4 separate regions of the Mus musculus genome follow, and all the other regions are linked to region 1. The links are chromatin loops, found by intact Hi-C in ENCODE. Cell type or tissue: left cerebral cortex. All regions are shown on one strand. Region 1 holds the start of Gm40337 (a long non-coding RNA gene). Region 2 overlaps Caln1 (calneuron 1). Region 3 overlaps Tyw1 (tRNA-yW synthesizing protein 1 homolog (S. cerevisiae)). Region 4 overlaps Tyw1 (tRNA-yW synthesizing protein 1 homolog (S. cerevisiae)).

Evidence for each region. A loop is a pair of places that touch in the nucleus more often than their neighbours do. Peaks named below come from ENCODE experiments on the same cell type or tissue, not always from the same donor. Only the 100,000 strongest peaks of a DNase experiment are listed, where the experiment ranks them.
Region 2: it touches region 1 in a loop (2.5-fold over the local background); 6 of 42 quality-filtered maps call a loop at or near these places.
Region 3: a loop joins it to region 1, with 8 times the contacts of the local background. A loop is called at or near these places in 5 of 42 quality-filtered maps.
Region 4: it touches region 1 in a loop (7-fold over the local background); 27 of 42 quality-filtered maps call a loop at or near these places.

What each region holds. Positions count from the first base shown.
Region 1 is chr5:130,849,630-130,857,629 of GRCm38, forward strand. It overlaps Gm40337 (a long non-coding RNA gene), which reads right to left and starts at 5,612. Exons shown (of 3, transcript XR_868569.1): 1 at 5,594-5,612; 2 at 5,311-5,453; 3 at 4,496-4,931. In left cerebral cortex, a CTCF peak has its summit at 3,934 (motif pointing left); DNase peaks (open chromatin) are centred at 3,920, 4,996 and 6,793.
Region 2 is chr5:130,754,002-130,762,001 of GRCm38, forward strand. The region is part of intron 4 of Caln1 (calneuron 1); the gene reads left to right. Among named protein-coding and RNA genes, the nearest start is that of Gm40337, 97 kb to the right of the region's middle. In left cerebral cortex, a CTCF peak has its summit at 3,708 (motif pointing right); a DNase peak (open chromatin) is centred at 3,711.
Region 3 is chr5:130,315,704-130,323,703 of GRCm38, forward strand. The region is part of intron 13 of Tyw1 (tRNA-yW synthesizing protein 1 homolog (S. cerevisiae)); the gene reads left to right. Among named protein-coding and RNA genes, the nearest start is that of Gm40336, 59 kb to the right of the region's middle. In left cerebral cortex, a CTCF peak has its summit at 4,963 (motif pointing right); DNase peaks (open chromatin) are centred at 4,951 and 7,004.
Region 4 is chr5:130,263,082-130,271,081 of GRCm38, forward strand. It overlaps Tyw1 (tRNA-yW synthesizing protein 1 homolog (S. cerevisiae)), which reads left to right. Exons shown (of 16, transcript NM_001015876.2): 4 at 3,902-4,003; 5 at 4,814-5,008; 6 at 6,085-6,366. Among named protein-coding and RNA genes, the nearest start is that of Tyw1, 10 kb to the left of the region's middle. In left cerebral cortex, CTCF peaks have their summits at 608 (motif pointing left), 3,801 (motif pointing right) and 4,457 (motif pointing right); DNase peaks (open chromatin) are centred at 562, 3,771 and 4,443.

The DNA of each region.
Region 1 (8,000 bases):
AGACAGAGGCTGGAGCTGTGTACGCCTCTAAGCAAGACAGGAACTGTTCTAAAGAGATGTGTGCCCCCCACCCCCCTGGTTATCAGACCATTAAAACAATGGACCCCAAGGCATTGCCATTTCCCTGGGACTCTCAGGCTGGAGAAGGAAAAGGCTGATGCTGGAAGCCTGCCAAAGGGGGAGCTTGTGTCCAGGAAGACATTCCACAGAGTTCTGAAAATTGTCAGACCACCTTGCCGGAGAGATTGGAACTGAAACAAAGATGGGCCAGTGATGGGCAGGACCACCGCTGACTAAGGACTGCTTAACTATGCATACTTTGAGTATGTCTGTGTGTGTCTGTGTGTGTGTGTGTGTGTGTGTGCAGGCATGCCCGTACATATATTTGGAAGCCAGAGAACAGTAGTGTCCTGTTTTACCACTCCCTTGGGACAGCATCTTTCACTGAACCCAGAACTAAACTGGTAACTAGCAACCCCAGAGCATCTCCTGTGTCTGTCCCCACAACCTCATAAGCAATGGACACTGGTATGAGCATGCCGAGCTTTTTTAAGTGGGTGCTAGGGATCCAAATTCAGGGCCATGCTTGTGTAGCCAACTCACTTCCCCATTAAGCTATCCCCTCAGGCCTCTTGCCTTCTTTTTAAACCTAAACTTCATGTCAGGGCCTTGAACTTGGTAGGCCACTGGGCCTCTCTGTCCCTTTTCCCAGTGTGGCCATGTTGGAAAATGTCTTTTTTTCTGCATTTCATTCTTATTTGTCTGTTTAAGAGGCCCGGTAAGTGGCTAAGCCTGGCTCGTTAGGGCTGTCTGGCCTAACAACCCTGATCACAGCCATGGTATCACCCCTTCACCCCAAGGGGCAGGTATATGATTTGCAGAGGGAGGCTGGAGGACTGAGGGCTTGGACCAACTAAGGCTCTTAGTGAACTCTAAGCTCCTCTAACCTACATAGGAAGGACCTGTCTCAGCAACCTCTAAGGACAGGACCCGGACAAGACAAAGCCCAACTCCCTGTTAATGGCCCTCGTATCCATCGTCTGAGTCCTCTGAACCCTTCCCACGCCTACACAGCATGGCAACAGCCCCTTCACACTGTCCTGTGTCCCAGCACACACACAACTGTAAGCTTCATTCAGTTGTTGAGCAGACTCATTGCCAACCTGGATTGTCCTAGGTGAGTCCCAGGGCCTAGGGACAGCGAAAGGAAGTTTCTCTCATGTGCCTTGGCCTTCTCCCTGATACCTCTGTGATTTCTGGACGATCTTGCAGCCTTGACCTCAGCAATGTCTGCAAGTTGGTTGTTTTGACTTCCACACACTCCAAGGTCAGCTGTCCCTTTTCAACAGATTGGCAAGAGGAGTTTCGGCTTAGCCCACACAAAGCATACTCGATCTTGTCTGGGATGTGGAAAGTCAAATAAATTATGATTGGAGGGGACTTTCCTCACTTGACTCTCTGAATTAAAGATGCTTTGATTTGCTTCCCCAGATGTTTATACAACACACACACACACACACACACACACTTCACTAAGAAAAAACAATCCCAGCCTGGCGGTGGTGGCGCACGCCTTTGATCCCAGCACTTGGGAGGCAGAGGCAGGCGAATTTCTGAGTTCAAGGACAGTCTGGTCTACAGAGTGAGTTCCAGGACAGCCAGGACTACACAGAGAAACCCTGTCTCGAAAAAACAAACAAACAAACAAACAAGCAAAAAAAAAAAAAAAAACAACAACAATAACAAAACAAAAAGAAAAAACAACCCCTAGAAAACAGAATAACAAAAGACAAAAAAAATGCCTCCAGTTGAGTCAATTGGCCACACTGGGCCCTTACTTCCTTTCAGGAGTGTGGGACCCTCAGCAGTGTTCTGACAGAGCCTGGAAGATTTTTTTAAGTGTCCTCATGACAAGATGGTCACATACATGGGCTCAGGGATCAATTTATAGCCACGTCTCAGTGTAAATGTTGTAGGTTCCAGCTCATGAGGCAGAGTGCCGGCAGAAACCCTGGGTTCCATCCCCAGCACACACAGAGCAAGCCCGGAGGTGTTCTCCTGCAACTCTAGCACTTAGCCGGTATAGCAGGAGGATCAGAGGTTCAAGGCCAGTGCCTACTACATAGCAAGTTTGAGGCCAGTCTGGGCTATGTGAGTCCCTGTCTCAGAAATAAAGCAAAGGCTGACAAGATGGTTTTGTGGGCAGAATGGCTTGTTTGGACAACCTGATTTTGAACCCTGGGAGCCACAGGATGGAAAGACAGAATCAACTTCTGCAAGCTGTTCTCAGACCTCCATACCTGTGCCATAGAGCATGAATAAACCGGGTTTAAAAAGAAATGTCTGAAGCCATACAATGCTCCCCACTACACAACTAATATACATTAGCCAAAAATGGTTTCGGGGTGGGGAAAGAAAGACGGAAAGCCTATATACCCAGCGAATCCAGAAAGCCATTGCAAACACCTGAAGCTGGGACCCAGTTGGTGTGTGAAGGTTAGGGCGGGGGGTGGGGGTGGGGGGTGGGGAGGGAAGGGGAAACAAGACAGGAAGCAGAAGGGAGGAGCTCGGGCGAAGAGAGAAAGGCAGTTTCTCTTCCCACTCTGAGAGAAGCACTGTCACATTGTCCTGCCTGGGCGTCAGAAAGTCCTACCAAGCTTACAAGTTTCATGAGACACCCCCCACCCCCCCAACTCCCAGGCCTCCAAAGACTCTGCTCCTGTTTTCCCGCTCAGCCTGGTTTTCCTGCGGGAGATGCTTTGGACGGGGACTCGCCAGTCTGCAGAGTTCCCAGCAGGGGAATTAGATGCCAGAGGTTCTGAACTCAGCAGCACATTAGAGTCACCCAGGGAGCTTTTAAAAAATCTTTGCAGGATCCCTTCCGCTGCAGACCAATTACCATCGTCCTGCAGGGAGGGGGCGGGGGAGTGTCGAGGCCATAATATTTTAAAATTCCCCTGGCACTGCTGATAACTGGGGGAAGGTTAGAACCCTGACTCTTTGAAATGGCAGGAGGGTAAAAACGACATTAGAAATCAGTAGATTTCATTTTTTATTTAATTTAATTTTTAGATGTGGAAACTGAGGCCAGGGATGCTATGGCAGGACAGACTGCAAAGGGGGCTCTTCTCCCATCGACTGAATCTGGGTGCTCCAGTTGTGCAGCACTGAGGGAGGAGGCGCTGAGAAAACACAAAAACAAAAAACAAGGGGGGTGGGGCTCTCAGGATGGGGACAGCACACAGAAATGCCACAACAGCTAGCATTAAAGAGAAACGTCTAGATTCACCATTGCATTTTCGTGATGCCAGGATTAGAATGTTATTGTTTGAAACAGGATCTTTCTATGTATCCCAGGCTGGCCTTGAACTCACCATGTCCTCTGCCTCAAGCTCCCAAGTACCCTGATGACAGGTGAACACCACCACTCCTAGCCCAGGGTTGGATTTTTGGTGGATACATCTTCTGTCTCCTTTTATCGGGTTTCTGTTTTATTTGGTGGAAGTAGAGAATTGAATGAACTCAGGGCCTTTTGGTCATATTAGGCAAGCCCGTTATGGCTGAGCCACATCCTCAGCCCCATACTCGGGGGACATTAGTTGTTGCAGCTAGCCTTTAACTTAGAATCACCAGTCTCGAGATTTAGCGTACCTGGGGTAACTGGGGGTGACTGGCGTGAATTCCCACTTCCTGTTCACTTCCCTTTTCTTTTCTTCCTTTCATTCCCTTTACTTCCAAAGTGACCTTCATCCAAAGCTCTCTCTCCTAGGACTCAGAAAAACATGGTCCTGAAACCAGATTTTTTTCTTTTTCTTCAGATGAAACATAAAGTTAGAAAGTGTCTGAGGGTTACACAACTAGTCTTTCTGGCCTGCTTGTGAAACTTGCTGCGGGCAGCGAGCGCCCCCTGCCGGTAGCTCCCATGGATTCTTACGCCGCGTGCCGAGAGCCCTCTGGTGGCAGAGAGCTGTCATTGCGGAATCTATCCACCTGTTCTGAGTCAGGGGGCTGCTTGTAGCCAAGTTCACAGCTGGAAATGCTTGAGAGACTTCAAAAATCATGGTCTCCGGGACTGATTCCAGGATCTCACTGCTTCCTGTTGCATTTCATTAGCAGAGCTTTTATCTAATGCACTTATTAAGTAAAGACACAACACTGAAAGCCAATCAGATTTTCGGGTGGGGGGTGCGGGGGAGTGGGCGGGGCGCGCTTGTCTTTAACCAGTTTTCAGCCCAAAGCAGAGAGTGGATAATCTTTGGTTAACCTAGACTGGAGCACTGTAAGTGAATGTGACTTGCCTTCTGGTGTCAGAGTTTACTAATTACAGAGCCTTCATCTCTGACACATCCTGACCTTCACACTGCCTTATGTATTTTTTCTTTTGTGGAAAAAAAAGTCACATTTTATTTATTTATTTATTTATTCATTTATTTGCTTACTTAATATTACACGTGTGTGTTTGAGTGAAGGTCAACTTTTTAGGTTCTGTTCTGCCTTTCCTCCGTGAGGGTCCTGGGAGTGGGACAATGATTGTCATGCATCTACCTAATGAGACCCCTCCACAGCACCTGCTCACGTACCGCTCTTTCCTCAAACCTCTGTGAGCATAGCGAGCCAGATTTTACCTGTTCTGTCCTGAGAGCCTGGCCTTAGCCTATCTTAATCTCTAGTTTTGGTCCTCTTCAGTCACTGTTCTCCTGTGCCCAATATTGAAATGTCACATATTGGGGGAGGGAGTCAGTGGTCCCCAGTGCTGGAATTGCAAGGAAGCCAGCTAGAGAGATGCATGCGGTGCTCTGAATCCAACCTTGAAACACAATCACTTCCTGTTTATTGGACCCTGTTCCATTTGTGTTGCCCACCCCCACCCACATGCAAACCCTAGAGTACCTTTAAGGCGGAATGGTCCCGCCAGGAGATCTGACGCAGACCTGGAGGAAATCAGGAGAGAGCTTTTCTGACTCAAACAGAAGTCGCCCACTCCACGACACACCCACAGATCTCACTCAGAAAACACAGAACAGAATGTGTCAGGTCTGCCTGAGTCACATGTGGCCCACCCAGCTCCGACTCAGCCATTGCCTGAGACTTAGTTTCTCAGTTGTTCTTTTCTAATGGGTGTGGGCAGCCCTTCCTCCTAGATTCTTAGTAATTGCACCTTCAGTCATCGAAGACTGATGGGAGAGAGATGTCTGGGGATGTTTGAGGGATATTTGATGTCATTAGGAACTGCTCTTAGTCCTAATCTTGTCATGCTCTGTCACTGTCACAGACAGGGACATGTCTGATGGAAAGAGACATGTCTGATACCTGGTTCTGGAAGCTGGGGAGTCTATGATGAGGTGGTGTTTGTGGCCAGGACTGAGTGGTTGATGTTGAACGTAAGGATCACAGCCTGTGTCCCAATCCAGGTTCAGCAACTCCACCTCAGTAAGCTGGTTGAAAGAGCCACACTTAATGGTAGAAAGCAGAAAGGAGGGATTTCTTCAATGTGGACACGTCAATCTGATGACACACCCCACACACTCCAAAACCCATCTCTGGGCCTCTGAAGCAGGATCAAAGCTTCAGTCAAGGGCCGGGACATGCATACCCAAGTTGTTCTGGCCAAAGTGTAGTCTTCTTGTCTTCCAGTGACCTTGGGTTTTAGTCTCATTCTGTAAGGTGAGCTGACAAGGTAGAACTGAGAAATCTTTTTCCAGGAGACATTCTCCTTCGGCTGGTCCCTCTTCCTTCTTCCAGTGTGAGATACCTGGGGAAATTCTAACTTGAGGGGATGAGGGTCCATTGTCTCAATAGTCTAACAGACTGACAAACAAGTCTCTCTTAGCCAGGTGGTAGTGCAGCACTCAGGAGGCAGAGGCAGGTGAATCTGTGAGTTCAAGGCCAGCCTGATCTACAGAGTGAGTTCCAGGACAGCCAGACCTACACAGAGAGACCTTGTCTCAAAAAGGAAAAAAAGAAGAGAAGAGGAGAGGGGAGGGGAGGGGAGGGGAGAAGAGAAGAGAAGAGAAAAGAAGAGAAGAGAAGAGAAAGAGAGGAGAAGAGAAGAGAAAATCTTTATTTCTCTCGGGCTAATCCCATTCATCCCATGCTGCTTCAACCCTTGGCTAAGGTGAAAAGGCAAGAGGGTATGTTGGAGGCAAGACACACCAGCTTTGTGATACACATCCATCATTCCAGCTACTCATAGACAGGTGGACAGGCAGACAGACACACACACAGACTGAAAGGAGAGAGAGAGAGAGAGAGAGAGAGAGAGACAGACAGACAGACAGACAGAAGGGGAAGAGAAGAGAGGAGACAGAAGAAAAGAAGGAAGAAAAGAAAAGCTGAACATGATGGTGCACTTCTGTAAAGTCAGCACTTAGAAGACTGAGGCAGGAGGATCACCAGTTTTAGTCTGGGCCACAGGGTGAGACTTTGTCTCAAAAACAAACAGATCAACCAACCAATATGTGTGTGTGTGTGTGTATAAGTGTGTGTGTGTGTCTGTGTCTGTATCTGTGTGTGTATATATATATATATATATATATATATATATATATTATTTTATTTTACAGAATCCCAGGCAGTTGCTGTTATCCATGGGCCACATTAGATCACAGCCCCTCTAGCTTCTGTGAGGAGTTTCAAAGATGATGTCCCCACCCCTTGAGTCTTTCTCTTTTTACAGCTCTCTCACAGGAGCCAAGTGCCATCTGCCATGTATATTCATGTATATATACGTATATACACATATATACACAGGTATGCATATATATGCATATATTCTGCCTCACGTTGTAAAACCACTCTTAAAGTAACCAGAGAGCTCAGTCACATGGTGCAGTATGGTGTGTGGGTGTGTGAGATGTGTGAACTCAGTCATGAAGGTTCCACACCTGTGATCCAAGTACAAGCTTGGCTATTTAATGTTCCCTGGCCTCCTCAGGACACCAAATTCTCTGAGATATTCTAGAACTGTCTCTATGATCTACCTTAGAGAGGAGTTTGTCCTGCAATTCACAATAACCGAGATGTGGAATCAGCCACAATACTCAATAACTGTTGGCTGGATAGAGAAGATGGAGCTCACAGACACAGGGAAGCACTTTTCAGTGATTAAAATCAAAAGAGGATAAAGTTAGGCTGTTTTCAGGAAAATGGATGGGACTGGAAGTTAAGCGAAATCAACCAAACAGAAAGGCAAACATCACAAATCTATCTCCTGTGTAGAGTCCGGACGAAAGGAAAACAAAACGGCACAGAGCTGGAGAGATGGCTCTGTTAAGTGAAGTGCTTGCTGCACACACCTGGGGGCCTGAGTTAGGATCCCCAGCACCTGTGTATGGAGCCAGGGATTGGTGTACATGCCTTTAACCTCAGCACTGGGAGGTGGGGACAGACAGGTTCCTGGGGTTCACTGGCCAGGGATGATAGCTGAAACTGTGAGCCCCAGCTCTAGTTAGGGATGTTAATGGTGTGTCCCTAAGGAATGAGACACCAGCCATCCACTGTGGCTGTAAGACTCTGACAAGCCTTAGCTACCGGGAACCCCCTAAGTGAATCACTCAGAGCATGAGATTGATGCAAAAGCATGAGGAGTTTATTGTTCCAGTGCTGGGGTCGTCCTGCACCTGAAAGAGAGGTGGGGACTCCAGGTCGGCAAGTTTTTACACAGTGTCCAGGGGCAGAATAGAGTATCAGCAACTAGGCACAATATGATATGCGAACAGTGCACCCTTTAAACTGATTGGTCTTTAGAGAAGGAGGTACTAGGAGTGTCCCATATCTGCAGGCAGCCAATGGTCGGTCAGTCTGCCCTGCAGTTTTTCTGAGGAATGTAGCCAGCCTCTCCCTTGGGGGGGGGGTGCCTTCATGTTCTGGGGCTCGGTGTAATTATCCAAAGGCCCTGAGTTGACCTCTTCATGGCCACTCTTCCATCTTTGTTCTGAATAAATTACTTGGCCTGAATTTTTGTCTCAGCCTCAGTGTCTCAAGGAAACCAAACTCCAGGA
Region 2 (8,000 bases), 96 kb before region 1:
TGCACCACCTAAGAATCAAGTGTGTAGGAGATAAAGGTCGAAACGTGGAGACATTTGGTGGTTGCTGGGAACTATAGAGTGACTCCCTAAATCATACAAGACAGAATTTTATCAGAATCAACTGCAGATGTGAAGTAAAAGTCAGAAGGGGTGGAGGGGAACATATGTCTGATTAGGAAAGGAAGCAAGAAATGATGTTTTGGGCAATAAACTGAAGAATCTAACCCTGACCCATTATAGTCTGTAGCATACAGACTTCTTGCTCAAGAGGGCAGTTACTTGACACATCTACACATATGCATTTGCTGCCCACACATGAACAGATGTGCACTTATGCACATTTTCTTTTGCTAACCTTTTATTTCTGACAACAGTATATTATCAAATTGAGCACATTTGTATTAGGTCATAGACCCTCTGGATCTCTCTCTCTCTCTCTCTCTCTCTCTCTCTCTCTCTCTCTCTCTCTCTCTCTCTCTCTCTCTCTTTCTCTCTCTCTCTAAATATTTTACTCTTTAATCAGGCCACACCTCACACAATGACACTCCTGCCATAAAAGGTTGAAGCACACAGATCTCTGTGGGAAAAACCCAAGCCCAGCCCCTGTTCCCCTGGCAACTGCAAGATAAGTTTGTGGTCCCACCCAGTACCTGCATCCTCCATGGTACCTTCATATAGATAAGCCAGACTAAATCTCCTGAATGGGATGGGTATATAAAACGTCCTGCTTCCTTTTAAATGTTGTAAACATCAGAAGTAGCCATTGCTCAGGATGCTTCTGTAATGGTGCTCCCCTCGCCGCACACCTTCTGTCATGTTGCCCATGGTGGCTATCTCTCTTATTGTTTGCTTTAGCTGTGTTTCTCTCTCTGCATGAAGTTTCTCTCAGGTTCTTTAAGGGAAGCATCTTTCTCCCTTCAAGCACTGTCCTATATCTCTGATAGGACGCTCTAACCTCCAGTCCTAGTTAACTTTAACTTTCCACAGGAAACAGCCCAGAATTATCTCAGAAGAGAATCTCATAGGAGAATTTACCTATATTATATTAGACTGTAGGTGAATCTGTGGGTGGTATCTTCGTTATTAATTGACTTAGAAGAACCCAGCCCACTGTGGGCAGCCCCATTCCCTGTGCAGGTGGCCCTGGACTGTATATGAAGCTAATTAAGTATGAGCCTGTGAGCCAGCAAGACATATTCCTCTGTAGTTTCTGCTTCAGGCTCCTGCCCTGCCCTTCCTCAGTGACTGTGACATGTGAGTGTAAATGAACTAAATCTTTCACCAAGTCGCTTTAGGCCAGAGCATTTTATCATAGCAAGGAAATGAAGCTAGAGCACTCCCTAAGTGTTCCTCAGCTTCAGGGCCTGACCATACCCATCCTGTCCCTAACAGTCATGAGGCTCTTTCCCCTAACAAAGCCCACTCAAGGGGCAATTGGTCTCAGCTTTCTTCTCTTAGGAACTGACATACACATCTTATAGTGATGATTTGATCATTAGTACATCATTGATACAAAAAAAAAAAAAAACCAGTATAATGAATCCCGTAATAAATTGATACAGGAGTGAGAGGTATGCATTGGATACATTACTAATGCCAGTTCTACTTTTCATGAAAAGACTGGGGGTGGGGTGGGGTGAAACATTGAGACAGGGTCTCATTATGCAGTCCAAACTAGCCTCAGAATTATGGTCTTCCAGCCTCAGCCTCCAGAGTGCACACCTGGCTGTTGTCACCACCTGTCTGACAGTACTTACAGGACAGAATTGTTCTCATCAAGGGATGTTTGTGTCTGACAGTGGACAAGCTGAAGGTCAAAAGTTGTACCTGGGACACAAGGTGTGTTTCTTCCAGTCTAGCCAGTAGTGATGGATCGATCATCTTGAGTGTCAGCTTCATAGGATTACAGTCACTATGGAAACCAATGGATGAGCATGTCTAAACTGGGTTAATGGATGTGGAAAAGACACGCCCTGAATGTGGCTGCCACTATGGCATGGTCTGGGGTTCTGGACTGAATGAAAAAGAAAAGGTGAGCAGAACAACAGCATCCGTCTTCCTTCTAGACCGGATGTGGCATGGCCAGCAGCCTCTCACTTCTGCTGTCCGACCTCCCCTGCCACCATCAACTCTGCCTTCAAACTGTGAGCCACAGTAAGCCTCCTGTCTCAAGTTGCCATGTTTTATTATAGCAATGAGAAAAGCAACCAATATACTTCCCAACCATGTGTAACTGTGATGTCACAGGGTGGGGGTGGGGTGGCTGCATCCTTCAGACCCCCGTCTGTCAAGTATTTCAGTTGGCCTGCCTTCCTTCCTCCCTTCCTCCCTTCCTCCCTTCCTTCCTTCCTTCCTTCCTTCCTTCCTTCCTTCCTTCCTTCCTTTCTTTCTTTCTTTCTTTCTTTCTTTCTTTCTTTCTTTCTTTCTTTCTTTCTTTCTTCCTACCCCACACCTCATTCCTGCTTAAGACTAATTTGATTTATCAATTTGCACAGTGCCCCCCTGGATCCCGGTTTCTGAATTGGAACAATCACTTAAGTGTTCATTTATTCAATGCTGGAGAAACCAGAGGAAGCAAGTATCTCACATGCAAGTGTGGCTTGCTTCACAGTCAGCTCAGGGAGAAAAAAAATGCATATTACAGACAGACTTTACACATCAGACTCTTGCCCTCTGCCCTGTCTCTGAAGCCAGCCTGGACACTCCTCATCTAATGCAAGAAGGTAGTAGCTGGAGTGGAGTTTCCAATGCAGCAAGTGCAGTGGTGTCCACTTAAGATGTTGAGATAGGAAGATTATGAATTCTGGGCTATCTTGGGCTACACAGTGAGGCCTTATTTCAATAAAGGAAAACAAAACAAAAGCACGTATAGCTGATTTTCTTGTCTGCAAAAAGAAACCATGTGGACTTGTTCTGCTCCTGAGCAACTTCCATGTGGCCTTTGCCGTTGCATATTAGTTTTGTGTGTGTGTGTGTGTGTGTGTGTGTGTGTGTGTGTGTGTCTATAATGCATGCATATGAGTGGAGTGCCCATGGAATTCAGTAGAGGGTGTTTTTCAACCTGTGGGGCACAACACCTTTGGCAAACCTCCTCCTCCAGAAATATTTACATTATCATTTACAATTCATAATAATAGCAAAACTACAGTTATGAAGTAGCAATGAAAGTAATTTTATAGTTACCGCCATCTGAGGACCCACATTAAAGGGTCACTGCATTAGGAAGGTTGAAATCCGCTGATCTGGGATGATAAGAGGTTGTGAGTCCCCCAATATGGGTTCTGGGATTTGAACTCAGGTCCTCTGTAAAAGCAGTGAAGGCTCTTAAACACCAAGTCAACTCTCTAACACCCATTTTGGTTTTGTACATTTTTGGACAAGGTCTTGCTATAGTGAAGGCTAGTTCGGAGCCTACTCTGTATTCCCATTTGGCTTCATGTTCCTCATTCTCCTGCCTCAGCCTCCAGAGTCCTGGGGTTACAGATTTGAACCACCATGAGTAGATGGATTTAGGACTGAAAATTAGAGGCACAGCCCTAACTCTGTCTGCTGCCCTGTTTCTCCCTTTGCCATTTTCATTGTCATTAAAGGTTGCATCATTTTGACTTGCAGAGACTCGAATAACTAAATGGGTCTCATGTATGTCTCAACCTATTTATGTGTATGTATGTGTATGTATATTGCCATAGGTGTAGTACTCACAGAGTCCAGAAGAGGGTGCCAGATCCCCTAGAATTCCAGGTAATGTCCTCTGCAAGAGCACAAGGCATTTTTAATTACGATGCCATTTCTATAGCTCCTGTCTTCTGATTTTCTAGGCCATTGATGCACATGCAGACTATTGGTTCATTATTTCAGTGTCAATATTCTAAAATAAGCTACCCACCCCATCTACGAGATTCTATTTTCTAAAAACTAATTACTCGTTGACAATCACGGTCTGAAAATACTATTCATCTTGAGTTTCTTGAAGAAGGAGACATCTGCGTAACTATGATTATGATATATTATTGTAGTTATTTTGCTTTATTGTTGCTAATTTCAGTGCTGGCGTCCTAATTAGGTTGCTATGGCTACAATAAACATCATAACCGAGAAATGGATTTATTTCATTTTACATACTTAACAGTTTATCATCAGGGAAGCTGAGGCAGGAACTCAAGCAGGGTAGGAGCCTAGAGTCAGGAACTGGAGCAGAGAACGTGGAAGAATGTTGATTTCTGGCTTGTTCTCCATGAACAAGCCTTTTTAGATAACCCTGAGCCATCTGCCCAGTGGTGACACCGCCTATAGTGGGCTGGGTCCTTCCAAGCCAATCATTAACCAAATACTACAACAGGTCAATCTGATAAAGACATCTTCTTAATTAGGGTTTCCTCTTCCCAAATGATTCTAGTCTGTAGTAAGTTGATCAAAAACTAGCCAGCACAACTGACCCCTCATCACCTTGACATACAACCGTATCACCATGAAAACATAACCTTTATTATTTGTCTCCAGGATCTCATGTTGACAGCCCAGTAAGACATATAATATAATTTTAAATGGCCAAAGTCTCTCAACTGTGAGCTCCTGTAAAATCAAAAATAAGTTTTGGACTTCCTACTTCATGAGGGATGTACCAGGACATGGTTACAATCAAATCAAAGAGAAAAAGAAAAACTTCCAGCTGTGTAAACCGAACTCTGTAGCTCTGTGTACAGCGTCTGGGATTCATTTACTGTACCCTGGGTTCCAAAGTGCATGGGTGGATAACTCCACCTCCCCAGCTCTGCTATTGGTAGCATAGGCAGATCGTCTCATAGATTCAGGCTGACTTTAACATATTCAGTTGTCTTGGATGGTCATCTCATGGTCCTGGCATCTCCAGTATCCTGGGGATACAGAGACTGTACCTTCAAAACTAGCTTCTCCTTGGCTCTCCTCGGAGACTCTGACCCTGCTTTGTGATGCCAGGCCTCGTCTTCCCTCCATGACCTCTTCAAATCCTGAGGCCTCTACTACAATGAGGCTGCACCTTCACCAATGACCTTCTGGCTTCTCTGTGGGGACTCCAATCCTGTCACACACGGTACTGTACCTCAGCTGCCTTCCACAATTCCTTCAATCCTGAGCTCACTCATTACCCAACCTAGTGCCACCGGAGAGACTCTCATACATTACCAAGTTCCACTACCATCTTGGGATTCAAGGTGGTCCACTCTGTGCCACAGCTTCTTCTAAGTGTTGACCCTGAGGAAGTACTTCCCAGAAGATTTTACCTCAGGATACTGGACTCTTGTTAATCACCACTGATTTTTCAGCCCCAGCTAACTTGCATCAGTGGTCCTAGTAAAGCAAAGATTTCACTTCAGTGGGTTGGTCTCTTGTTAATTACGGCTGATCCTTCAGCCCCAGCTGACAAGAGATTGCAGATTCCTAATACAAAATATCTCACAGTCCTAATAGGGTGTTGAAGGGACTTTGAAGCTTCACAAGCCAACGTGCCAGCCAGATTCCCATTGCAATGCTCTCAGAAGTCTTAACTCCAAGCTCCTGTCGACTAGCTCATTAAGTTCTGAGCACTCAATGTCTTTTCCAGCCCAAAGCTCCCCAAATACTCCCACTGCTCCCATGGCTTGCTCATCCTGCCTTCATATAACACCAAGGACCACCAGTCCAAGGATAGCACTACCCACATTGGGCTGAACACTTCTCCATCTATCACTCACCAAGAGAATGTCCCTACAGACTTGGCTAAAAGCCAATCTGGTGAACACATACCCTCAATTAATGTTCCTTCTTCCCAAATGACTCGTTGGTGTCAAGTTGACAAAGCTGAATATTACAACGCTAGTTTTATTTTGTGATCGTGATTTAAAAAAAAAAACACAAAACTTAAATGGGAGAAAGGGGATTTATTTGAGATAACATGCCACAGTCAATTATTGAGGGAAATCAAGGCAGTCATTTAAAGCACAACCCATAGAAAAGCTTGCTGGCTCATTTAGACTAATGAACTAGCTTTCTCATACTGCCTAGCATCACCTGTCCAGGGAATGATGCCACCCACATTGGCTAGACACTTCCACATCAATTAACAATCAAGACAATCCCCCAACATACACACTTACAGGCCAAACTAACCCAGACAATCCCTCTATTGATCCCTGCTCAGTTAACTTTAACATGAAAGGCAAGGATGACAGATTATGCTAACCAGGGCAGTCTGTTTTCTTATTGTCATGACAAAGAACAGCTTTAAAAGTGAAGTATATTTGGGCTTCTATCATAAAGTTCTGTCCATGGTCACATGGCACCATGGACTTGGGCAGAACATCATGTTGGCCAGAATGTGTAGTAAAGACAATTTTGCTCCTCGTGGTGGACAAGAAGCAGAGAAAGAGAAAGGAGTTGGAGATTGACGTCTGAGAGATGCTTCATAGTAGTCTAACCACTGCACTTTCTTACATTGCCTGACGTCTTGGTTAGCTTCTCATGCAGTGATAAAATGCCCTGACAAAGCAACTTAAAAGAGAAAGGATTTATTTGGGCTTATGGTTCCAGAGTCATACAGTCCATCCTGGTGAAGGAAACATGACAGGAACCTAAGACTGACCTGCTCATTATCCATCCAGGAAGCAGAGGGTGAACAGGAAGTAGATCCCGGTTATAAAACATCAAGCTCCACCCCCAACGACCTACTTCCTCCAGCAAGGCTTCACCTCCTAAAGATTTCACAGCCTTCCCTAACAATACCACAAACTGGGCACCAAGAGTCAAACACATGAGACTGTGGGGGAAATTTCACAAACAAAGCACAGCGTACATTAAGCGTTACCGTGAGTACGAATACACAGGAAGGAACTGCGTGTGGGGGGGGATTCCACATGACTTGTGGATCCTGTGGGTCTGAGGATGCATGAACGGGGCTGTTCTATCTTATATACCTTCATGTCTAGGAATCTGGTTCTTCTCCATGGCCCTTGCCATGGTTTTAAATCCCGTGTGTCTCTGTGTGTGTTTGTGCACATGAGTAGAGGCCTGAATAGAGGTGGGAAACCCTGGAGCTGGAGTTACAGGCATCTTATGTGGATGCTGGGAACCAAACTTGGGTTTTGCAGTGGTGTTTTTTATAGTAATTTTTTTTTCTCTTTTGGTTTATCAAAATGGGTTTCTCTGCATAGCCTTGGGTATCCTGGAACTCACTCTGTACACCAGGCTGACCTCAAACTCACAAAGATGTGCCTGCTTCTGCCTTCCAAGAGCTGGGATTAAAGCCATGTGCCACCACACCTGGCTATAACATTTTTTTATAACAAAGTTTATTTAAAAAAAAATAAAGAGCAGGAAGGTGCTCCTAACCACCGAGCCACCTGTCCAGTCCCTTTCCTATTTACTTATTCACATGAACTTTAGGGTGTTTTTTCCTGATTCTAAAATAAATATCATAGAGGTGTTTATTAAGTCACTCCAAGGTCCTTTAAGATACAGGTTCTTGCAATCCAGAGACAGGGGATAGCTCCTAAAATATTTGTTTTTCTTTTATAAATTTCAATATTGGCTCCTCTCTCATTTCCTTAAGCACTTCATGCATTTCTTATTAGCCTTATTTCTTGACATTTTATAAAAGGTGTAGAGTAATGTGTTTCTGTGAGGAGATGCTGAGAAAAGTGTGCTCTCTCTCTCTCTCTCTCTCTCTCTTAACCTCACCTCCCCTCTCTTCTGTATTTGTGTCTGTGTGTGTGCACTGGGAGTAACATTTCTTTATGTATTTAGCATCATTTTAGGGAAGCCAGTGGGTTTTGCTAAATTATACCCATCCTATTGAATTTTAATCAGCTAGATTTTAGAGATGTACAATTTTAGAGTTGATCATAGTAATTTGGCCTTCTAATTTCTGAGGGTGATGCCCCTTATATCCGGAATGAATTCCCAGGCAAATAATTGCCCTCTGTACTCACAGTGAGACCATTATTAATCACTGGCTTCTTGCTTGGAGTACTGCTGAGATAACTGCT
Region 3 (8,000 bases), 530 kb before region 1:
CCCTCCCACTCTCACTGAGCCCCTCTTTCCCAAGAACTCTCTCCTATTTTCATGCCCCTCCCCCTCTGATGCCTCTGTGTTTAATTAGGGCTCTCAAGCGAGCTGACCTGTAATTGGTCAGAGCATTGCAGTGATCCCATAAGTACAAGGTGCTCCTCCTGCACTCACGAGGAGTTGAGTGCATTTTCTATCCCTTTGGTCAGCTTTAGAAAACTGCAAGTACTCTGTCATTCCATGTCCATCTGTGAACTGAAGGCAGTCCTCCCATCATGCTCTGCTGTTGCCTTTCCCGCTCCCCTCTCCTGCTCCCCTGTTTCTGTTGTTCTCTCCTCATTACAGCAATACATTGTTGTATTACTTTCTCCAGCTACTTCTAAAGATGTTATTCAGCTTTTTAAAAAGCCATACATGTATCTTTATATCCTTTGTGTGTGCGCGCATAAAACATGGTACATATGGTAAAATCAGAGGGCAGCTTTCTGTAGTGGCTTCCCTTCATCTGTTGAAGTGTCTCTTATTTCTGCCAGTGGGCAGTGTACTCCAGGGTGGCCGCCCCTTGAGCTCCCAGCTGATTCTCCTGCCTCTGCCTCCCATCTCTGAGTAGGAATGCTGTGATCACAAATGTGAGCCGCCAGGTCTGGCTTTTTACCTGGGTCCTGTAGATAGAATTCAAGTCGCCACGATCACATGGTAAGTGCCTTCACCTCACAAAAGTGATGCACAGGGCTAAGGCCTTATTCTGGCTCACGTTTGAGGCTCCATGCAGCGGGGGACGACAGGGAGGGCAAGGCCACAAGCCTGTCACATGGCAGTCAGAGCACTGAATGCATGCACACTCAGACCGTCCAGGCACCCAGCCAGAGAGAGGATGTGTCTTTTCCACATCAGTTAATATAGTTAAATCGTCCCTCAAACTGGGCTCAGAGACCCCCCCCCCCCCCCCCGTGCACTTCTGGATTCTGTCAAGCTGGCATTAACCAATGTGAGATGCTCTCTCTAAACAAATAAATAAAAATGTATCGTTCTGTCCTTTCCTGCTGTTTAACTCCCCTGTCCTCTGGTGAGGATCTCCTGTTGCTACCTCTTCCTCCTGTCTTTGAGGAAAAGATGGCCAAGCCTACTTGGGACTCTGCCAGACCTGGGAAGATGGAAACAGTATTCTTTTCTTTTTGTTCCTTTCAAAAATTACTTTATTATTTTTAGTATTTATGGGTGTTTTGTCTGAGTGTGTGTCTGCAAACTATTTCCTGGTGGCCACGGAGTCCAGAATAGGACGTCAGATTCCCTGGAGTTTCAGATGGTTGTCATCTGCCGTGTGGGTGCTGGCAATCAAACCTGGTTGCTTTGGAACGGCAGTCAGTGCTCTTCTCCGCTGAGCCATCTCTCCAGCTCCAGGGGCACTGTTCTTCAAGATTGAAAGAGGCCTCAGCTAAGTGGAACCCACTCTGGGTCATCAGTCTAGAGCTTTCTTCCCCGTGACAAGAAATGAATGTTTTTGCTGAAACAGAGTTCCTCCTATTTCAGTAAGAAAGACTAAAGATCAATACATATTAAGAAGTTAGAACCGAACTGCAAATTACCCACAGAGTAAGAACTTGGGAGGGAAGAAAAAAGTTAATGAAATAGACCATCCACAGAATAGAGACGATTATAAAAACCAAAGTTGGCCCTTAACAAAAAGCCTGTAGGACTGCAGAGTCAGTGAAGTGAGATAAGACAAATGTGGAATGTTAGGGATGGAAAGGAGTGTGGCCAGGCTCACTGTTCTCTTGTTGTAGAGACACTCCATGACCAAGGCGCTTACAAGAGGAAGAATATAACTGGGGACTTGCGTGCAGTTTCAGAGGGCGAAGCCATGACCATGTTGGGGAGCATGACTGTACCTGGGTAGGTAGACAGGCACGGTGTTGGAGCAGTAGCCAAGAGCACGCATCTGATCTGCAGGTTGGAGGCAGAGAATGAGAGGTTGGGCCTAGTATGGGTTTCTGAAGCCACAATGCTTCTCCCCCAACACCCATGACACACTTACTCCAACAAGGTCACACTTCCTAATCCTTACCAATACAGTTCTATCAAGTTAGGAACAAGCATTCAAATATATGAGCCTATGAAACCATCACACTGAAAATCTTGAGATGCTAAATAACCAAACGAGGGCTATGGGAGATGACGCAGTGGGCCAGGTACCTGCCTTACAGAAGCCTGAGGCTCCGAGTTCTGGTCCTTAGCACTCATGTAAAGCCAGACTTAGCTCATCTTCAATATCAGTGTCCCTGTGATGATGGGTCAGCTAGCCTGGGTTAGGCACAGTGACAACCAAGGAAATCCCATCTCAAGATAGAAGTTGAGGACTGCACAATCCAGATAGTTCTCTGACTGCCACACTTGTCCTGTGGCATGTGTATGGCTACCTGCATGCATGCTCACAAATCTGTATACACATATATACTCAAAGAAAAAAACATGTTTTGAATGACTTTATGCCAATTAGATGAAATATACAAAATCTTTTTTTTTTTTTTTTTTAAGACACAGTTTCTTTATGTAACATAGCCCCAGCTGTCCTGGAACTCCCTCTATAGACCAGGCTGGCCTCGAACTCCTAGAGATCTACCTGCCCCTGCCTCTCGAGTACTGGGATTAAAGTCATGCCGCCTCCTGGTCAAACTGTACAGATGCTTAGGGAACAAAACTAGAAAAAAAAGCACAAAAATAACCCAGAAGGCTGTGAGTCTTGTTAGATTTGTTAGACTTGTTAGATTTGTTTTCCAGCTTGATGCAAGCTAGGATCATCTGGGAAGAGGAAACCTGAACTAAGAAAATGCTTCCATTAGATTGGCCAGTAGGCAAGCTTGTGGGGCGTTTTCTTGAATAATGAATTGCTGGGTGTGGGCCCAGCCCACTATGGGTGGTGGCATACCCGTAGTCCTGAGGTGCATAAGAAAGCCAACTGAGCAAGCCAGTAAGCAGCATCCCTCCATGGTCTCTGCCTCAGTTCCTGCCTTGGGTCCTTACCTTCATGATGGGTTGTAACTGTTGTAGAAAATATTTAATCCCAATCCAGGGTTTCTACCCCGCCATTGATCGTTCAGTTCCTGGATAAAAGACACACAACCTTTATATTTATAATAAGCCTTTACCAGCACTAGTGCAGATCAGATATCTACCCTCCATGTTATTAAAATCTATTTTTTATCCATAATCCCGAGTTATTACTGTGATTTATCTAGGCTGCTCTTACCTCCAGTTGGCCAGCCCTCAGGGCCATGTTTTCTTGACTCCTAACTCATGGTGTCTTTCTCCTCTCTCCACCTTCTTCCCTCTGCCTTGTGGTCTCCTCCAGTCAGGAACACCAGGCCCCACTTATCTCAGTTCTGCCCAGCTTTAGACTGTAGGCATCTTTGTTGTTGTTTTCGAGACAGGGTTTCTCTGTGTAGCCCTGGCTGTCCTGGAAATCACTCTGTAGACCAGGCTGGCCTCAAACTTAGAAATCCACCTGCCTCTGCCTCCCAAGTGCTGGGATTAAAGGCCTGTGCCACCACTGCCCGGCTTTTTTTTTCTTTTTTCTTTTTTAAAGATTTATTTATTTCATATATGTGAATATACTGTTGCTGTCTTGAGACACACCAGAAGAGGGCATCAGATCCCATTACAGATGGTTGTGAGTTACCATGTGGTTGCTGGGTGCTCTTAACTGCTGAGCCATGTCTCCAGCCCTGACTATAGGCATCTTTAGTCACCAAGCAGAAATAATTTGGGGGCAAGGTCACACATAGCATCGCTTGGGTCTGCATGTGGACTCTCATGTCTGGGGCAACCAGGTCTTAGGTTAGCGTTACAATTCGTCTCAACAGACCAGACCTCAACATGTAATCTGTTAGCCAAGTAAGCCCCTCCCCCCAGGTTGCTTCTGGTCATGGTATTTTAATCACAGCAACAGAAAGCAAACTGTAACAGGTCTTATAAATAATCTGATTTTATTATTTACTTATTGAGAGAGGGTTTCACTCTGTAGCTCTGACTGACCTGGAACTCATTGTGCAGAGCAGTTTGGCTCAAACACACAACATAGTCTTCCCCTGAAGTGCTGGGGTTAAAGGCATGCATCACAGCCAGCCTATCTTAATTTTTCATGTGTGTGTATGTGCTTGTGCACGTGTGTATGTGCATGTCCATGGGAGTACAGTGCCCTTGGAGTCCAGAAGAGAGCAGCAGAGCTCTTGGAGCTGGTTCAGGTAGTTGTGATCATCTGCCAGGTCCGCTGTAATAGCAGGGAGTGCTCCTAACCACTGAGCCATCTCTCTAGCCTTCTGGTTTTATAGTTTAAAAACCTGTGCAAAGAGAGTTCCAGGCCCAGATGGCTTCACGGTTGACTCAGTGTAAGCCCCAGGAAGGAGAGGGCCAGCTCTCCACAGCCACTCTCCAGCTCAGACCGTCACTTTTGGTATTCCTGACTTCCTTGGGCGTGCTAGTGCAACACCTATAATCCTGGAGCTCTGAGTAGAGACAGAAAGATCAGAACATCAAGGTTATTGGCTAGATGGGGAGTTAGAGTCAGAGCCTGTCTTTCAAAATCAAATCAGGGCCGGTGAGATGGCTCAGTGGGTAAAGGCTTGTGCTGCCAAGCCTCATATCCTGACCGCCACAGCCCTCATATCCTGACCGCTACAGCATGTGTGGCATGTGCATGCTCCAACACACACTTGGATGAGTACATTTTTATTTTATGTGCATAAAGGGTGTCGTGCACTGCTGGAAGAAGATAGTTGGCTCCTAAACATGGACATTAAGCAAATGGCCAAGACTCCATTAATGGTCATGGGAAGACCAGCTCTAACAGGACTTCGTGGCTTTCGCTCCATTGGCCTTTTTCATGGAATAATTGTGATAGCAGGAAAAGGGGTGCAGGGTAGGGGAGCTTGTGATTATCCTGTGCTCAGCAGCAGCTCTGGCCTCTGCCCACTAGATGTCAGGAGCACCCCCACTTATGGAAGCCACAAAGGCTTCTCAAGGTTTCCTGTGGAAGGAAGTTTCAAAGTTGGAACAGAATAGCCCCAGGGTCACAGAGTCGCCTCTGGTTGGAAACCACCATTGCTATTGCATAGCAACCACTGTACAACTAGAAGTGGCTCAGCTGTAGAGGTGACTTTATTATATATATTAATTACAGTGGAACATCAGTTTGGAATATGAATGTACTCGTGCATCTTTTAAAAAGAAGAATTTTTAGTACTCCTGTCTCTGTGCATGTGAGTTCAGAGGACAAAAGAGGGTGTGGGGTTCCCTGGAGCTGGGGTTCCAGGCAGCTGTAATCCGAACAGTTTGGGTGTGGGGCACAGACTGGTCAGGCCCTCTGTAAGAACAGTCGTAAACCACTGATCCATTCTCCAGTGCCCCCCACTGGAGTCAGGGACTCATGTACTACAGGCTTGACTTGAAAGGAGGCCTTGAGCTCCTCATCCCCCTGCCGCCGACTCCCTAGTGCTGGGATGACAGATGCGCCACCATGCCTGTTTATGTGGTTCTGGGGATGGACACTGGGGCCTCATTGTAGGGAAGGCAAGCACTCTAGCCACCCAGATAAGTCCGTGGTCTTAATTTCTTTGTGTATTTTATCTCAGTTTTACAAAGTGTAACTAATAGAGACTGACAGACACACAGAGAGAAAGACAGACACACAGAGACAGACTGACAGACACAGAGAAGCAGAGCGAGTATACACGCAAGCCCAGTTGCTAGGATTCCTGTTGCTGGCGATCACGTCCCAGATCACCTGCTCTACTACTGTGTGGCTTTTGGCATTTTTACCCTCTCTGAGCCTGGATCTCGTGTTTGTCAAGTGAAAATAACAGTCACACATCTGCTAAGATTCCTTCTGATGTACATATAGATTTTATAGCCTTGGAAAGACACAAATACTCGTAACAGCATCTGGCACACAGCAAGTGCTGAGTAATGTCTCTACTGTTAGGGGCCTCATCAGGTTGTGTTCAAAGGACTTATAAATCCCTCTCGGTTTATAAATCCTGCTTTCCATGGAGGTAGAGAGAGGCAGAGTTTGCTTTAGGTCTCTCAGAAAAGTGTTTTGTTTAAGTTTCATCTCTTGCATGTAATTTCCTAAGTGAATGGTTAGGTTTTTATAGAGATGTTTAAGTGGAATATTGCCTTCCTTCTATTCTGTAAGTGGTCTTTGCTGGCATGGAGCCTTTCCTGTTGGGGCTGACTTAGTTTAGTTTTGGTGTGTAAGCGTGTGATGTACATTTGAGTGGTGTATCTTTGTGAGTGTGTGGGAGGGGGGCAAGTGTCCTGCTGTCTGTGGAGGCCAGGGGAGGACATCAGGTGTCGTGCTGTGTCACTCTCTACCTTATTGCCTTGTGACAAGTACTTACAATGAAGCTGGAGTGAGGCTGGCAGTCAGTGACACAGCAGCGATCCTATCTCTGCCCATCCTCCAACCCCTACTCCACTCCTGGGGTCACAGATGTGTGTGGCCATGCCTGGCTTTTTATTTGAGTTCTGGGGATCCAAACTTACATTCTCATGCTTGCATCCCTTGAATTCTCACGCACTGAGCCACCTCGGCTCTGTCATTGGTATTTTAATAGAGGTGTCTAAACAGACCCTTGGTACTTAGCGTGCTTTAGTTCTGCAAGGCTTCGTTCTAAGTCCGACAGGGTTAAGGTGCTAAAACAGGCAGACAAACAAAAACGACTTTGTTGTTAGTTTGGAAATGGGGTTGCTGTGTGCCATCCAGCTAGCCCAGCACTCTCGTGTAGCCCAGGCTGGCTTGGAATTTGCTGTGTAGCCCAGGCTGTAAACTTGGTGCATTCTTGCCACAGCCTTTCAGGACCTGGGATTCCTGGGTTAACATTGCTAAGCCTGCACAAATCCCGTTTTACAAAGATAGGAATTAAACATACTGAGGAAGCATGTGTGCTTTGGATCCCATCCTACCTTGGGTTTATTTTAACCCACTGCTGCTGTAGGCTAGGAGAGCTGGCGAGTTGTCCTTGGTAATTGGCCACTTTCTTTGCATTTGATTTTCCTTCTTTCTTTCTTTTTTTTTTTTTTTTTAAGTTGGTAGCTTTCCAAGACTCCAATTATATTACTCACAGTTTACTGCTTTTGTGTGCACTTCAGTCTTTTTTTGCCCTGGCTTCCTTGATTTGATCAGAACTTTCAGGAAGACTTTAAAACAACAGGATAGACAGCCTTCTGTGAGTTTTACTCGGACGTCTCTTTTATTTTTAGAAGTGTGTGTGTGTGTTTGTGTGTGTGTGTGTGTCTGTGCACAAGAGTACAGGTGCCCATAGAGGCCGGAAGAGAGGGACAGAGCCCTGGGAGCTGGGATTCCAGGTGATTCTGAGCTGTTCAGCATAGATGCTGGGAACTGAATTCAAGTCTCTGCAAGAGCAGACTGAGCTCTTAACTGCTGAACATCTATCTCTCCAGCCCAGCTCTATCTATTCTTCAATTTGATGTGGAAACCTGACAGCTATTTCAAGGGAATTTAGAAATGCCCTGTCTTTTCTTGCCTGGTAAAATGCCTTTCTAAAGAACTAAGTAGATAGGAATGAAATGCTTTTGATGTGCCTGACAGATGCTCTTTAGTATAGATTTCTAAGTTTGCTCCATGAAAGATCTCACATGTGCAGGGTGCTGTAGCATTCAGGAACATGGCCACCACAGGTCCCAGGAAATAGAGGCAGAAGTCCAGGGTTGTACTTGGCTAGCCTGGGCTGCAGGAGACTTGCTTTAAAAAAAAATTACTCTTGTGTTTTTTTTTTTCTTGTTATAAATTATACTTTTCTTTTCCCCAAACACAGAAGTGGGGAGCTTGGTGTCCCTTCTTTCACTTCATTATTTTGAGCCCTGCTCACTAAAGCTCCTGAGAACTTGCATTTGTTACCCAGGTCTGGCCTCCCATCAAGGGCAAAATGTTAGCCTTTGATTTTAAACTATCTGTAGTAATCTATAACGCCCTTGAGTCTTACTTGTTT
Region 4 (8,000 bases), 590 kb before region 1:
TTCTCTTGGGCTCAGTGTCTGTGGGCTCTGCTCTCCCTTGTCTGCCTCTGGAGGGTGGAGATTCCGCTGTGGGGGTAGGACGTGGACTTCAGGCATGTCCAACACTGTGGCATGACATTGTAATCGCACATGTAAGACCTCACGATCAAGGTAGAAAAAATTGTCCAGCACTCTGGTAACGAGGCAAGCCTGATTTATTTATTTATTATCTATTTATCTATTTATTTAGGTGCTGGTTTCCTAGCTGCCTTGGGGTGCCTGTGGCTTTCAGCTGTTGGTTGGATGTGCCAGGCACTAACTAGTGTAAACTGAATGATGGCGATGGTGTCAGCAACGGGGTCTATCTCTGGCAAGTTCACACATCTAGTCAGTGTGCCGTCAGTGTGTTAGAGGCAGGGAAGGTAGACTCGATTGCAGATGTGTGGAGCAGACTCCCCGGGCTGCTCTTCTTGGATGCATGTGTTCTTAGCTTCCCTGGAATGAGGGTCACGACTGTTGAGTGCTCTCTATGAAGTGACTAAGACTGACGTGAAAATGGGTCTTTCATAAAAAAACATTATTTTGTGTGCTGCTAGAGAGGGTTCTACTGCCCTCCTGTGGGCATCATACAGAAGAGCTGTTTTGTTCGAGACCGTCTCAGGTGGTCTGTTTGGAATAGTACTTTTTATCGTCATTATTTCCTTTAAAAACCTTTATTACTTTGTGTGTGTTTGAGCCTGTGTGTGGGCACACGTGTGGATGCCCGAGGACAAATGGCACCGTCAGTTCTCTCCTTCCATCATGTGGCTAGAGGGAAGGGAAGACGGGGTGTGGATGGGGGGGGGGAGGGGAGGCAAGCCCAGGGCATCAGGTTTGGCAGTGGGTGCTTTTACCCACTGAGCCGAGCGAGTCGCTGGCCTTGTAATTGCTGTTTTATAAACGTATTTTGTGTGGTGAATGTTTTGCCTGCATGTCTTTTGCATGCCTGGTGCCCTTGGGGGCCAGAAGAAGGGGTCAGGTCCCCTGCGACTGGAGTTACACATGGATGTGAACCTCCGTGATTGCTGGGATTCAAACCTAGGTCCTCTGGAAGAGCAGACTGCTGCTAACTGCTGCTAACTGCTGCGAGCGCCATCCCTCTAGCCTGACATTATTACTTTGTCAGTGGGGGCAGAATTGGAGTTTATCCAGAAACACTTTTATGTAGATTTTAAGCATGAGGGTTAAGGGGAATCGGTTGCTTAGGAAGAGGGCAAGGATGTAACAGTGTGGGCACAGGCTCCTCAGCGAGCCATAGGAATGTGGATCATGCCAGTGGTGTTACAGCTGTGGCCACCTACATGCTTGTGAGTTATTGAAGTTAGCACGTATGTGTGTATGTATACTCACCACTGCACTCAACGTGGAGCTCAGAGGGCAGCCTGCTGGAGTTGGCTCTCTTTTTACTCTGTGGGTCCCAGGGATCAGACTTGGGGCATCATGCTTGGTGGCAAGAGCCTTAACTCGCCCACCAAGCCGTGTCCCTGGCTCCATTCAGAGCCTTATAACTGTTTGCTTCAGGCAGGCTTTCCTTTATCCCAGGCTGACCTCAGATTCTCTCTGTGTGCCCAAGCATGATGTTGCTGAGTCACTCTTAGGTTCTAGCTTGAGTATTAATGACCTAATATCTCCTTTTAATCGTTGGTCATTGGTGATTAAATTCTAGTCACATGGTTGGTTTTCCTGGTTGCCAGCCTTTGTCCCAGAGTCATCAAAGGGCTCTCTGGTGAGTCATGTCACTGGCCAGATAGTGAATTCAAGGGTTTTAGGGACTTTGGGCTGAGTGACAAGGGTCAGCCACTTACATTTTCACACATACCCTTGTGCTATGCTCTGTGGATAGTGATCTCGCTTGCTGCCCTCGCCCCATCCTCTACCTTTTCTCTCATCTATCTTCTGTGCCCATCGGCACCTGGTATGCTCTACTGCCTCTTTTGTAGAGGCATCTTCAGGACCAGGGCTTTGTCCATTTTGTTTGCTTCTGTGCAATGTTGCCCAGAAGTGAGGCTGGCATCATGAGTGTCCAGTCAGTGACGTGGTCATAGCTAACAGTGAAGGGTGATGGCGCCAGGTCCTGGGACTGCCAAGGAGCAAAGAGGAGATGCTTTTCTCCGTGTCAACCTGCCTGGAAATTTGAGCTTTCCTGAGGCATTTGGTCATATGCTTTGGGAGAGCTGACAATGTTACATGGGAGAGAGCAACTGCCCCTTGGTCTCTGACATCTGTATATCTTTCTCCATGTGGTATAATAACTTGGTTTTCTGTTTCCTGCCTTCTCTCTTTGCTGGCGACTCCAGGGCCTCCTCCTGTCTATTAACTGGCTTCCCATTCTGCCACCCAGCTGTGTTTGTATGCATGTGTGTACACTAGCACATGTGTGTATTCTATTGCTGTGTATATTTGTAGAGGGCATACAGATCAGCACTTGGGAAAGCAGGAATGTCAAACACAGCATTGTCTCTTTAACCTGTTTCCACCTAGAAATCTGGGAATGGATGTAGTTAATAACCTGGTGAACTCTGGGCTGTCTGTAGGGCCAGGCCACACCCGACTGCTCCCCCCCCCCCCGCCCCCGACTCCCCCCACCCCCGTTCCGACTTCTCAGACTTTTCCTCCCTAACTCCTTACCTTGAGCATCGTTTCTCAGTCAATAGAACTCATCTTTATGGAAGAGGTCATGTGTGCTTTGAAAAATGTTTCAATGTAATCATGCCTTAAGTTTTGTTGTACTCACAGGATCGAGTTAATTATCATTAGGAAAATTTTTTCCAAAATTGTGCTGTACTTAGCCTAAAATAAACTGCCCAGGGTCAGACTCGAGAAGTTTGAACTGGCACCGGCTACTGAGTCATGTTCAACTGAATTGCCTTCGTGTCTTGCTCGTCTGACACTCTGCCGGCCCTGATGCTTGCAGAACCCACTCCTACCCACAAACCTGGGATGTTCTTTAGATACTGTGTACCTCGTGTTTTTGAGACAGGGTTGGCTGGTCCGTGAGACCCAGGGAGCCCTATGCCTCTGCCTCCTGGATTCTGGGATTATAAGTACATCACCATCTTGCCTGGTTTTAGCTTCTTTTTCTTTTTAAAATGTAAACAATTTTTATGTTACTTGGTTTTGTGTGTGTTGAGTGTGGGTCTCCATGTGCTGCCAGAGCGTACAAGTCAGAGTCAGAAGACGTGCTTGGGTGTCTGTCTGTCCTCATTTGCTACTCTGTCTGAGACTGGGTCTCTGTGGTTTACGGCTGTGGGCCCAGGCTAGGAAGCCTATCCTCTGGGCTTCTCCTGTGTCCATGCCCAATCTTGCTGTATATAGGAGCACTGGGATTGCAGTGTGTGCTGGTGTGTCTGGCTTTACATAGATCTGAGGTTCTGAAGTCCGGTCCTCAGGCCTGTGTAATAATAAGCACTGTATCCACTGAACTATTTCCCCAGTCTAAAATAAATTAAAAAATTAAAAAATCTTTTATCATATTTGCTTATTGTGTGTATGTGTACAGAGAACAACTTGTGGGAGTTGGTTTTACCTTTCTACCATGTAAGCCCTAGGAACCCAACCATCAGGCTTGGGGAAGTGCCTTCCTCTGTGTACGAAGCCGTCTCACCAGGCTCCAGCTTCTATGTCCAGTCTTGGCATACTTTTTCTATGGGAACGCGACTCAGTGGCTCATCTCTGTCCTGGGCTTGAGAACACTGTAAGCAGAAGATAAGAATAAGAGTCCCCTCCCCTGTTCACAGTGATGACATTCAAGGCAAAGCTGCTGAAGAAGCAGCCACCACAAGGGGGCGCCATGCTCCCTGGCAAGCGGGAGCAAACAACAGCCGTGCTTTCTTTATTTGGCACACTGAAGGGTTTGTCATCTTTTTTTTTCTCTCTTTTCTAGGGATTTGCAGTGGTTCTTGCCAAAGCTGTCACCTCTCTGGACCTGCCTGTGGCCATTATTAATCTGAAGGAATATGATCCAGATGACAGTCTGATAGGAGAGGTTGGTAGTTGTCCAAATTTGGGGCTGTAGAGATGACACAGTAGTGAAGAGCTCCTGTGGCCAGGTTCCCAGCACCCACATTGAGCCGTTCAACAGCAGTCCACAGTTCCAGCTCTGGGGAATGTGATGCCCTCTTCTGGCTTCCTTGGCACTTGCACTAGTGTGTACACACACACACACACACACACGCTCACAATTCAAATAAAGATTTAAAATTCAAATTTAATTGACCACCTGCCCTATGGGGTGAGTAGAATCTTTAGAATAATTAAAAAATTTGTGCTGAGCCATTTCAGCTGGAAGCTTTCTTACTGTGCGTGACTCAGGCACTTGATTTGTCTTTTGAGTTGGGATCCTGCCCTGTAGCCCTGGCTTGGCCTCAGACTCACAGCAGTCCTGTTGCCTCTGCCTCCTGAGAGTCCTGGGATTCCTGGTATACCACTAGGTGGAGCTGTGAGGGCCTGCACTCAAAAAGCAAACTTCACTTAGACAACCCTGTTTGTTATTATTTTTTGGAGGTTTATTATGCCTTTTTATTTTTGTTGACTGTCAGCATTTCCCTGCTTGTGTAAGTGCACCATGTGCATGCCTGGTGCCCATGGAGGCAGGAGGAGGGCTTTGTTGAGTCCCCTGGAACTGGAGTTATAGCTGGTTCTGATCCACTGTGTGGGTTCTGGGAATAGAACCCGGGTTCTCTGTAAGAGTGGCTGGTGTTCTTAACCACGGAGTCCTCTTTCTGCTCTTGCTTTGAATATTCTTGTAGTCATGTTTGCTTCTAATATCCTTCTGACATAGCACTGCTTCATTCAGATCACTAGTAAAACCGTCTGTGCCTTCCTGGTCGCTACGTACACGGACGGCTGCCCTACAGAGAGTGCAGAGTGGTTCTGCAAGTGGTTAGAGGAATCAGCTAATGATTTCCGCTTTGGCAAAACTTACCTGAAGGGACTTCGCTATGCAGTGTTTGGCCTGGGAGACTCTGCCTACCGGAGCCACTTCAACAAGGTGGGTGTGTGGTGAGTTATAGGACTAGGTCCTTCCTTAACCAAAGGACAGAGAAGGTCTCCCGAGAACACATTATGTGTGAGAACTAACCGATGAACTCTGCTTTTGTTATTTTTTAATTTTTATTTTATGTGTGTGTGTTTTTTGCCTGCACGTTTCTCTGTGCACCATGTGTATGCCTCGTCTCTGCGGAGGTCAGAAGGGCTGGATATCAGGGAACCAGAATTTCAGACATGTGGGTGCTAGGAATTGAATGTGGGTCCTTTGGGAGAACAATCAGTTCTCTTAACTGCTAAACCATCTTTCCAGCCCTAATAATAATATATTATTACATTAATGTTGTTTCTTTTATGGTGCTGATGATGGAACCTAGGCTGTCGTGAGCATGCTAAACAAGAACCCTGCTGCTGAGCCATGCCCTCAGCCCCTCACTGGGTGATTCTAGGCAGGGGCTCTACCACTGAGCCACGCCCCCAGCCCCTCCCTGGGGGATTCTAGGCAGGGGCTCTACCACTGAGCCACGCCCCCAGCCCCTCCCTGGGGGATTCTAGGCTGGGCTCTACCATTCAGCTCCATTTTTCAGCCAGAATAATCTTGAGCTTCTGATCTTCTTGCCTCATCTCAGAGTTCTGTGAGTGAAGCTGTGTGTGCCACCACACCTAGTTTATACAGTGCTGAGGACTGAACCCTGGGTCTCCTGTGTACTAGGCATGAGCTCTGTCACTGAGGTATAGTTCTAGCCTTTTCATTTTGGAGCAGAGTCTCATAAGTTGCCCAGGCTGGCCTTGAACTTACTGTATAGTCCAGGGGAGCCTTGGACCTGAGATCCTCCCACCAGGCCTGTGCCACCAGGCCCAGTGTGGAGCTTGAAGATTGTTATTTGGACCTGTGCTGTTTTCCTCAGCAGAAGTTCCTGAATTGTGGCCCGAATCCCTGGGTTTCTGCAGTGCAGCCTGGAAGCCTGCTTTAGAGGACAGATGGGATTTTCCATTTGCATGTTTGTGGATTGTGTTTTTTTCAGTGCCTCTCTCTCTCTCTCTCTCTCTCTCACTCCCTCCCCCCTTTCTTTCCTGAAGGTCAGCACGAACGTTGACAAATGGCTCTGGATGCTCGGTGCCCAGCGGGTGCTGACCCGAGGGGAAGGCGACTGCAATGCAGTTCAGAGCAAACATGGCAGCATCGAGGCCGACTTCACAGCCTGGAAGACCAAGTTCATCTCCCGGCTGCAGGCCCTGCAGAGAGGGGAGAAAAAGGCTTGTGGCGGGAACTGCAAGAGAGGGAAGTGTGAGTCGGCCCAGCATGGCCCAGGAGAGGCGCGGCCTCACCCGCAAGGCGAATTGCATCCTGGGGATGCTGAGGTGTGTGCTTATGCTCCTTTCTTATAGTGTGTGTGTGTGTGTGTGTGTGTGTGTGTGTGTGTGTGTGTGAGAGAGAGAGAGGGAGAGAGGGAGAGGGAGAGGGAGGGAGGGAGGGAGGGAGAGAGGAGAAACATGCATACATATGTGTGGCTGTCCTCTGTGTGGCTCTGGCTGTGAAGAGATAATACCTGGTTTTACCTCTGTCCCGGTTAGATGATCTGAAACTCAGGTGCAGCTGTTTCAGAGAGAGAGAGAGAGAGAGAGAGAGAGAGAGAGAGAGAGAGAGAGAGAGAGAACGAGAGAGCGAGAGTGCTCAGCTTGTGACTTACACAGGGTGCTAGTCACGTGTTAGATGTGTGGCTCCTCCTCCTCCCTTTCTCTTTCTCTTTTCCTCCTCCCTCCTTCCTGCTTTTCCTCTTCTTTCTTTTCTTCTTCCTCTGCTGTCTTCCTCCTCTTCATTCTTGTCATCCCACCCTGTTCCCCTCCCTCACTCCCTCCCTCCCTCCCTTCCTTTCTCTTTTCCTACTTCCCCCTTTCCCTGTTCCCCTTTCCCTTTTGTCTGACAGGGTCTGGTTATGTAGCCCAGGCTGGCCTGGAGCTCAGTACTTTGCTAGCCTCAGTTTCCAAGCACTGGGCCTTAAAGCTCAGGGCCATGGCACTCATTCTTGTCCCTTTCACTGCTGCCTTGCTGAGCCAGGCTGACTTTCACCATCTTCCTCTGGTCAAGAAAGAGGAGTGACGAGTGTCTCAGTCTGAGCGTGTATCCTGACCCCAATGACTGTCACTCACCATTGGAGCAGCAGCTCATCCTGGGGTTCCCTGCCGACTCCCTCAGCCTGGAAGCATTACTCTTGAGTGATTCCTCGGGTATCCACGTCCTGAGATTGTCTTCAGGCTGCACAGTAGCTGCTGGCGTCACAGCTGGCGTCCTCTGGCTGACCGCCTGGCCACATCCATCCGGAGCGGCTCTTAGTGTTGGCCCACTGTGTCTTTTTCTCCACTTTTGCTCCAGTCAGTAGACGAGGCTTGAATGTCTGTGTTAACGGTCACCCCATCTTCCTAGCTGGCTGCTCCCGGCCCTAACAGCTCTACCCAGTGGCGATGCTTTCCCTCCAGAAGGGTGGTGTAGAGTCCGCTTCTGTCTGTGAGGTTGGCCTCAGTCCCAGCGCCTTGTCTCGGCCACACAGGTGTAGGTGCACAAGTGTGCAGCTGCACAAAGCCAGAGTGGATATTCCCATGGGGATTGAATGGGATCACAGGTCTTGCCAATATATTTCCAGCCCCCCATTTATGATTTGTGGACGGAGTCTCTTGAACTTGACATATAACTGAGGATGACTAAGTTCCAGTCTTCCTGCCTAGTGTGCTGGGATCACATGGGGACCCATCTTGTTTTTTTTTTTTTTTTTTTTTCTTCTTCTTTTCCTTTTTTATTTGGCAATGGGATCTCAACAAGTTGCTCAGGCTTGAGCAACCTTTCGCCCAGGTGGAATTTTCCTGTTTTAGCTTCTTGAAAATGGGGATCACAGGCTTGTGCCACTAGGTTCTTTTTCTTGTTTTCTCGTTTAAGACGGGGCCTTGCCCTGTGCTCTCAATTGCCTTGGAACTGGGTGTGTGTAGTCCAGGCTGGCCTT